Regions from separate parts of the Mus musculus genome. Here regions 2 and 3 are each linked to region 1. Evidence: chromatin loops called from intact Hi-C (ENCODE). Cell type or tissue: heart. All regions are shown on one strand. Links, peaks and the distances in the headings refer to the core of each region. The heading gives the core; the rest is flanking DNA.

What was found. A loop is a pair of places that touch in the nucleus more often than their neighbours do. Peaks named below come from ENCODE experiments on the same cell type or tissue, not always from the same donor. Only the 100,000 strongest peaks of a DNase experiment are listed, where the experiment ranks them.
Region 2: it touches region 1 in a loop (2.7-fold over the local background); 3 of 42 quality-filtered maps call a loop at or near these places.
Region 3: it touches region 1 in a loop (2.3-fold over the local background); 3 of 42 quality-filtered maps call a loop at or near these places.

Annotation. Positions count from the first base shown.
Region 1 is chr2:63,979,506-63,984,434 of GRCm38, reverse strand. Fign (fidgetin) reads left to right here. Exons shown (of 4, transcript NM_001267846.1): 4 at 3,536-4,929. The coding sequence starts at 3,544. Among named protein-coding and RNA genes, the nearest start is that of Fign, 120 kb to the left of the region's middle. In heart, for the core only: no CTCF peak of the experiment used is centred there; a DNase peak (open chromatin) is centred at 1,964; H3K4me3 peaks cover 290 bases; H3K27ac peaks cover 2,054 bases.
Region 2 is chr2:64,065,302-64,068,613 of GRCm38, reverse strand. The region is part of intron 2 of Fign (fidgetin); the gene reads left to right. Among named protein-coding and RNA genes, the nearest start is that of Fign, 31 kb to the left of the region's middle. In heart, for the core only: a CTCF peak has its summit at 1,419; no DNase peak of the experiment used is centred there; H3K27ac peaks cover 395 bases.
Region 3 is chr2:64,068,918-64,072,229 of GRCm38, reverse strand. The region is part of intron 2 of Fign (fidgetin); the gene reads left to right. Among named protein-coding and RNA genes, the nearest start is that of Fign, 27 kb to the left of the region's middle. In heart, for the core only: no CTCF peak of the experiment used is centred there; a DNase peak (open chromatin) is centred at 1,739; H3K27ac peaks cover 1,361 bases.

The DNA of each region.
Region 1 (4,929 bases), core at 954-3,453:
TAAACAAGATCAACAACAGCAATACATTTGGTGCCCTCCCCCAACACATAATGCTAAGATTCAAGCACTGGTCAATAGGCTCTTTATGTTCTCAAGGCCCCACCAGGGTCGTCAACACTGACTCCTGTGCATCTTAGTAACATCAGGGTCTAGATTATGGTTCCAAGGCTCTCCCAGAAGAAAGGAACACTCCTTTTTCCTTCAAGTTAAACAGACATCAGACTTACCTTTCTCACATTTGCTAAGGATATTGCTTAGTATGCATCAATAGGTAAACTTTCAGTTACATCAATAAACATATTCAATCCAGTAACTATCCCAATGAATTATTTTTGATGGATAGGATCTTTGCTTCATTTCAGAAGAAATATAAATGTTTGAAAATTCAATTAGTTTTGCTACATTAAAACTGCATAGAAATACCCAGTTTAAGTGGGCAATCTATTTTGTTCCAAGTGCATAGGCTTAGCATGTAAAGCAATGGTAACATTAAAATCATGTTTGCATTGTTATAAGCAATTAATTCATAAGAAAACTTTGCTTAAACCAAGACAGAGAGGCCCTGCCTTCCATTTTTTTTTTCACTGTTCACCTTTTTTTAAAGGTTATTTCTTTCTGTCCTGGCTATTAACTAAATCCAACAAGTAATCGCCTCAACTAAGCTGGAAGGAAGCCGAATCCGATCATTCTGTGTGCTTGCCTGTGCATGCATGTATGCTTCCAGGCACAGGCTGCACTTGCCTACACGTGCACTGTCCAGTAGTCCTGTGACTTCTAAATTATTTTTGAGATGCATATTCATTTTTATTCTTTATCTATTAATATGTCCCATCAGAGCACATGTGTTCTTATTTTTACTACTCAATATTTTCAGGTTTTTTTTTTTAAGAGGAAAAAAATCCTAATAGAAATTACTTGAAAATAATCATGGGATTAATGAATGTGTAGGTCTTTTAGCTCGACACTGCCATCACATTGATATTCTCTCCTTTATGTTAGGCTCGGAGTAAATCCCTTGATACTGGAGGAAGTTAGATACTGATTACTTGCGATTGGTTCCTGGTGATTTGCCCTTAATAATTTCCAGTTGAGTCTAATGAAAGTATGATTCCTGAAAAGCCGCTTCATTAAAATTGCATCCTTTCCCCCTTCAAGTGTAGTTCAGTCATATCACCCACTTTGTGGTGTGTTTTTCTCCTCTTAAAGAGTAATGACTGAGAAAGCAGAAACAATTAGATCACTTCACTTCTTCCCAGAGTCCCGCTCACCAACCCTTCCTTCCTCTTTCTCTGAGTGGGAGAATAAAAGTGTGCTTCTTTGGGGTTCACAATATTAATTTCCAAGTTGATTTGATTGTTTTACAGTATGTGTAGTCTTAAACAAACCTATGAATATTTGAAGTAAAGTGGGGAATATGTTGCATATACACAAGAACTAAAATCTTTAGTATTTTTACAAAACACACACACATAAAGACTGATTAACTTATACTTGTGCGGCATCCAAACTTAATTTCACTGAGTTGGTGATTTGCAAATGAATATCTGCATGGATCCTTTTTAAAAATCCAAATGCAAATGAGTCCAGCGGCAGTAAAATATATTTGCAAATGAATCCTGTTGCTTTATTCATTTATTGTGTAATTACTGCAATCCTTCCCACCTTGTTTTCAGTATTTCTTAATCATTAAGTCGGAAGCATGACAGCAGTGCCAGCCCTGGCATGATTCTCTTTGACTAAAACCTTGTAAATTAACACAATTAGCACAGCATCCTCCTGCTAATTAACTTCCACTGTCTGGTGCAGTGGTTTTGCAAACAAGGAAGACGGAGTCAGAAGGGAATCAACATGCCATTCTGTTACCAAACTGTGTGCTCTGTTCAGTTTAGCTCAGCGAGTCAAAGCTGGCCATGTCAAAAGCCAGAGTCAGGCAAAGCAGGGCTGAAGTGGTTGGGGGAGGAGAACAGAAAGGGATGGGAGCTGTCAACACTGCTGGGGAATTCAGAAGGGAAGGGAACGGATGCCACAGATGCCTCATTTAGACCAGGCCTTCCTCTTATCAAGGATTCTCTGCCAGAGGGCACAAGATGGTTTGCAGAATTCACTTTGAGTAATACAAAAGAGATTAGGGAGGGCATCTAACACAGCCATAGCATGGTAGGAAGTGTCCATTCCAAGTGAGCAGAGATTAGAGTTAAGATGAGTGAGCAAGCCCTGAAAAAGAGGAGAGTGGGGTTCCAGTACTTGTTGGTAACTAACTAGATGAAAGCCTCTTAAATCAATCGCTTTGGGCACTGCTTTTGTGATGTGTGAAGCAGCTAATTCCCAAGGTCTTTCCAAAGTTATCATTTAAAACGACTATCTGATTCTAATAACTGAGAGTTTTCTCTGAAGTAAGAAAATACTCATTTCAGGGTTACTACAGAGTCAGTGGCTTCAGTTAGCAATCTAGCAGAATGACGGGTTTATTCCTGTGACCTCGTGGATGAGTTGTACGCATCCACTTTCTGCCGTGGAGGGATCACTGTAGAAATGTAAGGGGCTAAAATCCAGTTTCTCCACTCTTTCCATCCCTTCTTCACTTCCTTTCTCTTTTTCTCATGTTCTTCCCTCCTCTCCTGGTATCTCAGTCTATTGGGGGAGGAGGATTATCAGAGGAGGAGGGAGAATCACACAAGAAGCCCGGACAGACAAGTGATGCTTGTTTTTATTTCCCCCCCAGACTCAACAACAGAACTGAGAGGCAAAAAGGAGCCAGTTGTAATTCATACCGAGTTGTAGGCTTTGTGCGATGAAAGCGGTGGAGCGCTGCCTGGGAGATTGCTTTGCTGCACTCCACGAAGCAGATTTGAAACTGTCGTGGGCCACTTTAGATGAGAGTTGGATTATGGAATGACCTGCTATGTCTGTGTCATATTGTTCTGTGCAGGGAGCATTATACTGTGCTAACTAGGTGTTCAGTACCAAATAAGAGAGGTATCCTAGATGCGATCTGTCAGCTGTGTCTCATTTTTATATTGCTAAAAATATAAAACAGAAACTGATGGGAAGAGCCAGAATAAGTAGGTGGCATACATGTTAACAGTACTGCATGCTGGATATTAAAATGTATGTGTATATGTTATTGCAAACAACCACGATTGAATTCTAATTTGACAGGAGTGTGTGTGTGTGTGTGTGTGTGTGTGTGTGTGTGTGTGTGTGTGTGTCTAGTATTCGTGTTAAATAAGTAACTCTATGGGTTTATGACAGCAATAAGGCTCTTTTATCTTTTTTTTTTTTTTTGATATCTACAGAGTTTTATTTTACATTGGATTTATCTTTTTTACAACGTTTAATGTCTCCCCATTTTGAAGAATTCATATTATAGAGATCACACTATGTATTACAACCTGGGAAGATTCTTATCCACCTCCATATTGTTAGTGGAAGTTAATAAATAGCAGATATAGTTGGGGGCGGTAGGGTGGGGGAATCTTTATGTGTTCCGAAGAATATCTAAGTAAATTTATTGTCTTTCCCGTCCAATTCTTAGGCTTGAAGATGCAGTGGACGCCGGAGCATGCCCAGTGGCCAGAACAGCACTTTGACATCACCTCGACCACTCGGTCTCCCGCCCACAAAGTTGAAGCCTATAGAGGTCATTTACAGCGCACCTACCAGTATGCCTGGGCGAATGATGACATATCTGCTCTGACTGCGTCCAACCTTCTGAAAAAATATGCAGAGAAGTATTCTGGCATTTTGGAAGGTCCCGTAGACCGACCTGTACTCAGCAATTATTCAGACACACCATCAGGACTCGTGAATGGTCGGAAAAATGATAGCGAACCCTGGCAGCCTTCCTTGAATTCAGAAGCCGTTTATCCTATGAACTGTGTCCCGGATGTCATCACTGCCAGCAAAGCTGGTGTCAGCTCAGCCCTCCCTCCAGTAGACGTCTCGGCAAGTATAGGGAGCTCCCCTGGGGTGGCCAGCAACCTGACAGAGCCAAGTTACTCAAGTAGTACCTGTGGAAGCCACACAGTACCTAGTCTTCATGCGGGGCTCCCATCTCAGGAATATGCTCCGGGATACAACGGCTCATATTTGCATTCTACCTACAGCAGCCAGGCCACACCTGCACTTCCTTCGCCTCATCCGTCCCCGTTGCATAGTTCTGGGCTTTTGCAGCCACCACCCCCTCCTCCTCCCCCACCAGCCCTGGTCCCAGGCTACAACGGGACTTCCAATCTCTCCAGTTACAGTTATCCCTCTGCTAGCTATCCTCCTCAGACTGCCGTGGGGTCTGGGTACAGCCCTGGCGGAGCACCCCCTCCTCCTTCAGCATACCTGCCTTCAGGAATTCCTGCTCCCACCCCTCTGCCCCCCACTACCGTTCCTGGCTACACCTACCAAGGTCATGGTTTGACACCCATTGCACCCTCTGCTCTGACCAACAATTCAGCAAGTTCTCTCAAAAGGAAAGCTTTCTATATGGCAGGGCAAGGAGACATGGACTCCAGTTACGGAAATTACAGCTATGGCCAACAGAGATCGACACAGAGTCCTATGTACCGAATGCCCGACAACAGCATTTCAAACTCGAATCGGGGGAATGGCTTTGACAGAAATGCTGAAACATCATCCTTAGCATTTAAGCCAACAAAGCAGCTGATGCCCTCTGAGCAGCAAAGGAAATTCAGCAGCCAGTCCAGTAGGGCTCTGACCCCTCCTTCCTATAGTACTGCTAAAAATTCATTGGGATCAAGGTCCAGTGAATCCTTTGGGAAGTATACGTCGCCAGTCATGAGTGAGCACGGAGACGACCATCGGCAGCTCCTCGCTCATCCAATACAAGGTCCCGGACTCCGTGCAGCTACCTCATCCAACCACTCTGTGGACGAGCAACTGAAGAATACTGACACACACCTCATTGACCTGGTCACC
Region 2 (3,312 bases), core at 426-2,925, 85 kb before region 1:
GGTATTAAACCAAAAGGATATGTATCAAAACACAAGTGGTAGGATGCTCTGCTGCAGGAAATAATGTGAATTTTGTATTCTAAACAGTGTACTTTTTACACACCTTACCAAAAAATAAATAAAATAAATATCAGTATTAAACACAGAATAAATATACATTTATTTAGGTGCAGTTTGAATCATTATATTTAGGAATGTTTTTACTATATGATACTAAAAATTCACTGTAACTAGTAAAGTCGTACTTAATAAACAGTATTAGAGCAAGTTGTTTGGGATTATTAATAGCATCATAGTTTAAATAAAATGATTAAGTCCCTGACTTCACATCCTTGTTTAAGAACATAGCTCTTTTTAAAAGGATCCATTCACAAATAATAATGGATGAAAATCACCAACATGGAAAACTATATGAGCCGAGAGCTTGAATTTACTGGTAGATCAGTTAAACATCAGCACTCAAAAGTATAAAGTTTGTGTAGCGTTTAACAGGCCTTAGAAGAGCATTTAAAGTAACTTGTGTGTAATACGCAATACTAACAGAGCTTCCCAGAGCCCCAGTGGAAGCTAAAAATGTAATTCACATGCCTGTGGCTGCCGGGATGATGAGATTATGCTGAGCATAGCTAAAGTAAGACTTTATGCCACCATGTAAATTCTCCAGATGACGAGAAATGGAAATATGTGGAACGTTCTAGCAACTTAAAAACACACATACTTCTGAATGTGTTTAAAATAGATCTTAAAGATGTCAGACTTCCTTTAGCACTTGGCACAGGATTAATTCCAAACTAGCTATGGGGAAACAACAAAACCAAACCAAACATATATCATGGCCCATTTTGTCACCAATTTTAATAGAAAGATAAAAGGTTGAGGAGGTGGAGAAGAAACGGAAATCATCCGGGTAAACATTTTGAGACTTGCTTGAAAGCTAGGGGATGCCATCAAGCGATTTAGTTGTAACGTTGGCAAAAGAAAGAATAAAAACAAACGACAAAACACAAACTACTGGAAGACCATATAAATGCTTTTTTCTACAAGTTTTTATGCGTGCCCATATTGTTGTCTTACATTTATGTGTCTCTGTGTGTATGTGTACATATACATATATGTGAGTTTATGTATATGTGTGTGTGCTTATATTTATATATATGTTCATATTTTATATGCACATCTATTTATCTTTCATCTATTGGTCTGTCTATCTATTTTTACTCATATTTAGGAATTGACCCCTGCCATCATGTGGTAATTAAGGAGGCCAAGCTGAGTCCTCATATTTTTATCTTATTGTAGGTGACCTGCATATAATTCCTCCCTTAGTTCTAAAAGCTGGGAAGATTTTTCAAAGATGTTCTATTCGGAAGATTTTAGGAATGTCAACACTGGGTTCTTTCACTTAATTTCCCCTAGTGGCTGCCAGGTGTGTAACAAGTGTTTGGACAGTATGTTGGTTTTTTGCCTCATACTGTGGGCTGCAAACCTCTGAAGAATATTGAACTTCTAGCTCAGGTTTACCCAATTTCTGTATATGAGCAAACAGTATGTTGCCATGGTATTAATTATGAGTGAGTTCTGTTGTGAGTAGGAGGAAGACATGTATCCATTTAGAAATGGCCAAAGCTATCATGAATGTACCTCCAGCTAGTCACTTTCTTCCTCCATCAGTGGATGTTAAAGGTAAAAAACACTTTTCTAATCTGAGAATTTTTTTTGAAGTAATTAATTACTTAATAAATTTTGCCTTTGTGTTTGCACGCAGACACAAACACACATGCACGCATGCACCCATGTCAGGCCAGACATGTGGAGGTCTAGGGACAGTTTGCAGGAGGCACTGTTCTCCTTCTTCCACCATGGCCCAAAGGCTTGGATACTGGTCTCCAGACTGTAGCAAGCACCTTTACTCACTGATCCTTCCTAACAGACCAGCCCAAGATTTTTTTCCTGTGATATTAAAAATGTTGAAGTCTGTGCACTTTTTGAAGCACATTACATGAAGTCTATGTAAATTGACTATGAAGTGCTGCCTTGGATGTGGCTCACCATTTAGACCTCTTCAAGGAGTTTAGAATATTTAATTCTAGTCAAACACCTAGTGAAGGGTGTGGTTCCTTTCCTTACAGACTATATGAACAGTCTATTAGGTTGATAATAGTTAGCTGATAATTCTTTCTATTGGTGAATGGTTACGTGTTGAACGTTTGTGATAAACTGTGTTTTGATATGCACATGTGTGTGCATGAATGATTATTGCCAATTTCCTGATTAGGATATTTTAAAGAATTCTTTGCAGTTTTCTAAATCTTCATAGCCCATTGGCTTAGGTTAAATCAGAATTAGACTATGCAATATCCTTAAGGACCACTTAGTGCAAATAATTAACCTCAGATTTAGATGCACAACATACACAGGTCCTATATGGAAATGACTGATGCTATGTGTCCTGAAATTGATCTATCATTATGGAATTATCTCAGTTTTACTGCTATTATGCCTCAGTTTACCCAACTTTTAGTGAGTGGCACATTGTACTCTTTAATTTTACTTTTCTTGCAAGGATAATGTGTGAATTAGTTCATGCTGAAAAAGAAGTGCTTTGATGAGAGGAGCTCTATCTAAATGCTAAGTATTATTTATTATTCATGTAAGCATATTACTGTACCCTTCAATCACCTTTTTTTGGATGTTTCAAATGGGCAATTACTGTCTCTTTGTGTAAAGCTTTTAAATTTTTTAATTTAAATTAAAAGTTAATCTAATTTAGGAAAACTCTGCCAGCTGGAAAAGAACACAGTTTTTCCCCCCCTCCCTTTCCAAACAAAACAGCAATTCAGAGCAGACTCTCTTAATACGGCAGTGTGCACAGGCTTTTCTGAGCTAGTGATGTTAGGAAGGAGGGCTAATTAGTAATGGCTGCTTCGTAATGCTGGTAATCCACGTGTCAGGGTTAGTGATGATAATAGATCTGATTAGGTGGAATTAACCGATATTCTGAAGGATGGAGGTTCTTTTGTTTATGAAATCTCCATTTTGGAAGCTCATTACATAGCCAGCATAGCTGCATCCATGAAATCAGGTTACCATGGCCTTCCATAGCCATAGTCTTCATGTATGAGTTAAGAGCAGTGGCAAGGAGGGTTGAGTTTGAGAAGATCTTCCCTGTACGAGTCACTTAGGAGCCTACCCTTTGTGATCCTCAGAGTTGAAAGCAATCTGGCATGTGCTGCAGAGGCATATTGAGTTGGCCTCCTCCATGGACATCTAACCATCTTCCTCGCCAGATCCTTTGGCCTCTCCGTGTCACAA
Region 3 (3,312 bases), core at 426-2,925, 88 kb before region 1:
GACAGGTAGCTAGCCACTAGGTCTTCATAATTTCACAAGGATATATTGCATCCTCACTAGATTTGACATTGTGTTTTTAAGGATAGTAGGTCTGGGACAAGAAATTTCTCTTTTGCAGAGGAATGAGGGTGAGCGTACTGTTCACTGCCACCCCGAGGAAAGGATCTTGTTGATTGATGTAAGGGCATTGAGTTTGCCTAGCACTATTGATACCTCTTGGAACACCAATGGCTCCTACTTTAGCACAATAATTTTAATGTTTGTTTAGAGGGTCCAAAACTTCAGGGCAAGGGCCTTTCCATTTGCCGGAGGATACAGTATCATTCTTACATAGAGAACATTTGCATTATTATTTCTCTTTTGGGCCATAACATACAGTGTATGTGCGTAATTAGAAAACAGGGACAAACACTAGAAGTGTGTTATTTTTACCCTAAGCTACAAAGATGTGACCAGAACAGAATTTACTGAATTGACCATTTAAGAACACTGCTATATTCATTGTTTCTTCTCTCTTTTTTTCCTACTAGATATGAGAGGAATAGCAAACTTTCATTGCGGAAATGCATTTGCTTATTTTGCTTTGTAGAGGTTAGGCAGAGGCTAGTAGGCAGGTATTCTCTGGTAATGCAATCTGAGGTCTTGTATGTAGTGTGTGTGTGGGATCTCATAGCAGATTATGCCTTGGGTCTGTGAGCTGAGTGGGTGATGCATGGGGTAGTTTGTAAGGTAGGACCACAGTTCAGAAGTGAGCAAGAAATATACATACTGTGGGCAATTGCAATAGTTTTGTTTTTCCCCTGCAAAGTGAAAATCAGGTTTGCAGGATTCTCTGGTCTAGACTCTAGGTCCCTGGGGATTCCTTTGTGTTCTCATGAAATGAAGTCTTTTGTACTTTTTAGTTAAGTGCAGACAAACCACTTATTTACGGTATAATGTGAGCATAGATACATTCAAATGAAAGGCATTTCATGAAAAAGTAGCTAGTTATAAAGTAGATTACATACAAATTTGGTACACAAGGCATTTGATGGACAAATACCACCTTTTGGAAAGGATATATTCCTATTCCCCATCAAGAGAAAGGTCTGGCTGCTTGAGGGATGTGTGGATATGCATTTGGCCTGCATCTCTTCTTACTGACTTCCCTCTGTGGGTTGTTGATGAGAATGAATGAAGATGTGGCCTTTTTAGGGATTTGTGTCTTCAGCCAAGCTTTAGATTTTACAACATCATATGTGCTAGCAGATTTATGAAGGTAATTCATAATCATACTATGTTAGACTCTTTAGGGGCTGAGTGGATTTTAAGATCTTCACTCAATCCTCTTGCTTTAAAGAAACATGTATATATATACATATACATATACATATATGTATGTGTATATGTATATGACATACACACATAAGCAATGACATGGTCATACGTGCAGTCATTGCTTTCTAAACATGATAGTACCTGGATATTTGAATCTCTCCTTCCATTCCTCCCTTTTTTCTCCCTTCTCTCTTCCTCCTTCCCTCTTTCCACCTTCATTTTCTCTTCCACCCTTCTTTTTTTTTTTTTTTTTCTGACACAGGGTCTCTAGGCTGGCCTTGAATTATTTTTCATCCAAGGCAAAGATGACCTTGGACTCTGGATCATTCTGTCTCCACCTCTCAAGTGCTGAGATTACAGGCATGTGCCTCTGCATCTGGCTTTCTGTACTGCAGGGCAGTGCAGCATTCAGCTTGCACAATCTCCCATCCACTCTAGTATGCTAACACATGTCCCTGGCGTTATCTCTTGCAGCACCTCCATCAAGTCTCTCCACTGCCTCCTGTCCACTCAGCAGCCTCCTTCTAACCTCACTGTTAGCTGGTTGAATGAAAGAAATCGATAAGACTGTTAAAACTATCAAGAACTTTTTAAAACGGAGAAATAATATTTTAATTACTCCTGACATGCCAGTTTGAAGCCCATATCCTACTTTATGACAGTTCAGTTTAGAAACTACATTGCTTCATTTCGGTAACTTTATTACCATTTGGCTCAGAGATTGCTATTTCGCCTTGGCCACAGATTTCATCAGTTGCCCGGTTCACCTTTGTCCGCGTTATACTTGTGAAATGACCCCTTCCGTTAGTGCTTGTCAATAGTAAATTGCTATATTCTGTGCCTAGAAACACACTGGAGGACGACAACACTTTATTGAATGACTGAGTTTGTAGTTAATTTTTTTTCCAAAATTAAAACTTAATTGGAATAGTTCTAATTGTTATTTAGTGTCCATGAATTAAGACATTGTTTGGGGTCAGCTATTTCTGATAATGTTCTTATTCTTAAAAAGAATACAAGACTTTTAGACCATACTGTACATGTCTTTGCAGACCAAGTATGTTTTGTTTCCTCTCTAATTTTCTATCCATTCTACAAAAATATAAACATGTGAGGTGGCCAAGGTTCAATAGTACTATGACACCAAATTAAATTTACATTGGAGAATTTTCTGTGGATGAATCCTTTGTCCACAGAAAGCTCTGTTTTGTTTAAAGCAAGGAATATGCACTCTCTCATGTGATGACAGAATGAAAGAAATTTCAATTTCTTACTGAAGGCTAGCTTTGAGTAATATTTCCTTTCAAACAAATAAGCAAAGTGTGGTACTTAAAATATTCATCACTATTTCGGTTATTTCAAGATTAAATGTATTTGTGTTAAACATGTAAATTTGTTAACTGTTAAAGTATTATCTATTCCATTATAACATTTATGGGAAAGAACGTCGCTGCTCACTTCTTTACAGTGTTTAGCTCCTCTATCTCATTAACAAAGCTGTTGCCAAAAATAGAACCCCCTGATAAGTTGCTTGAAAATGGAGGTAAAATAAATGCCAACCGCCTTCCAGACCCAGCTCTGGGGGACTCAATGCTGCCTGCAGAACTTTCTTGTTTGTCCAGTGGTATCAGGAAGCACCTAGGTTGAGATGAAAGAATTCACAACTTTTACTTTTCTATCACCTGAATTTCAAAGTCCTTACTTACATCATGGACTTTTGCTTCATTTTATTTTTGCTTTGTATACTCTGAAATAGCCAACCATGAGATTGTTTACCTATTTATAGGCAAAGAGAGAAGGGTGAAGGAGCCAGAGGGAGAGTCAGTGATAGAGACAAGAGAGACACTTAGAGACACTGAGGGAGAGAAAGTATGGAAGAATACTGATTTTCATTAAATTCTAGTATCTCAAATTAACATATGGTTGATTGAAATTTCATTATTAAATAGACATGAAAGAAAAAAGGTATTATTAGAAGCAATACTTTTACTAATG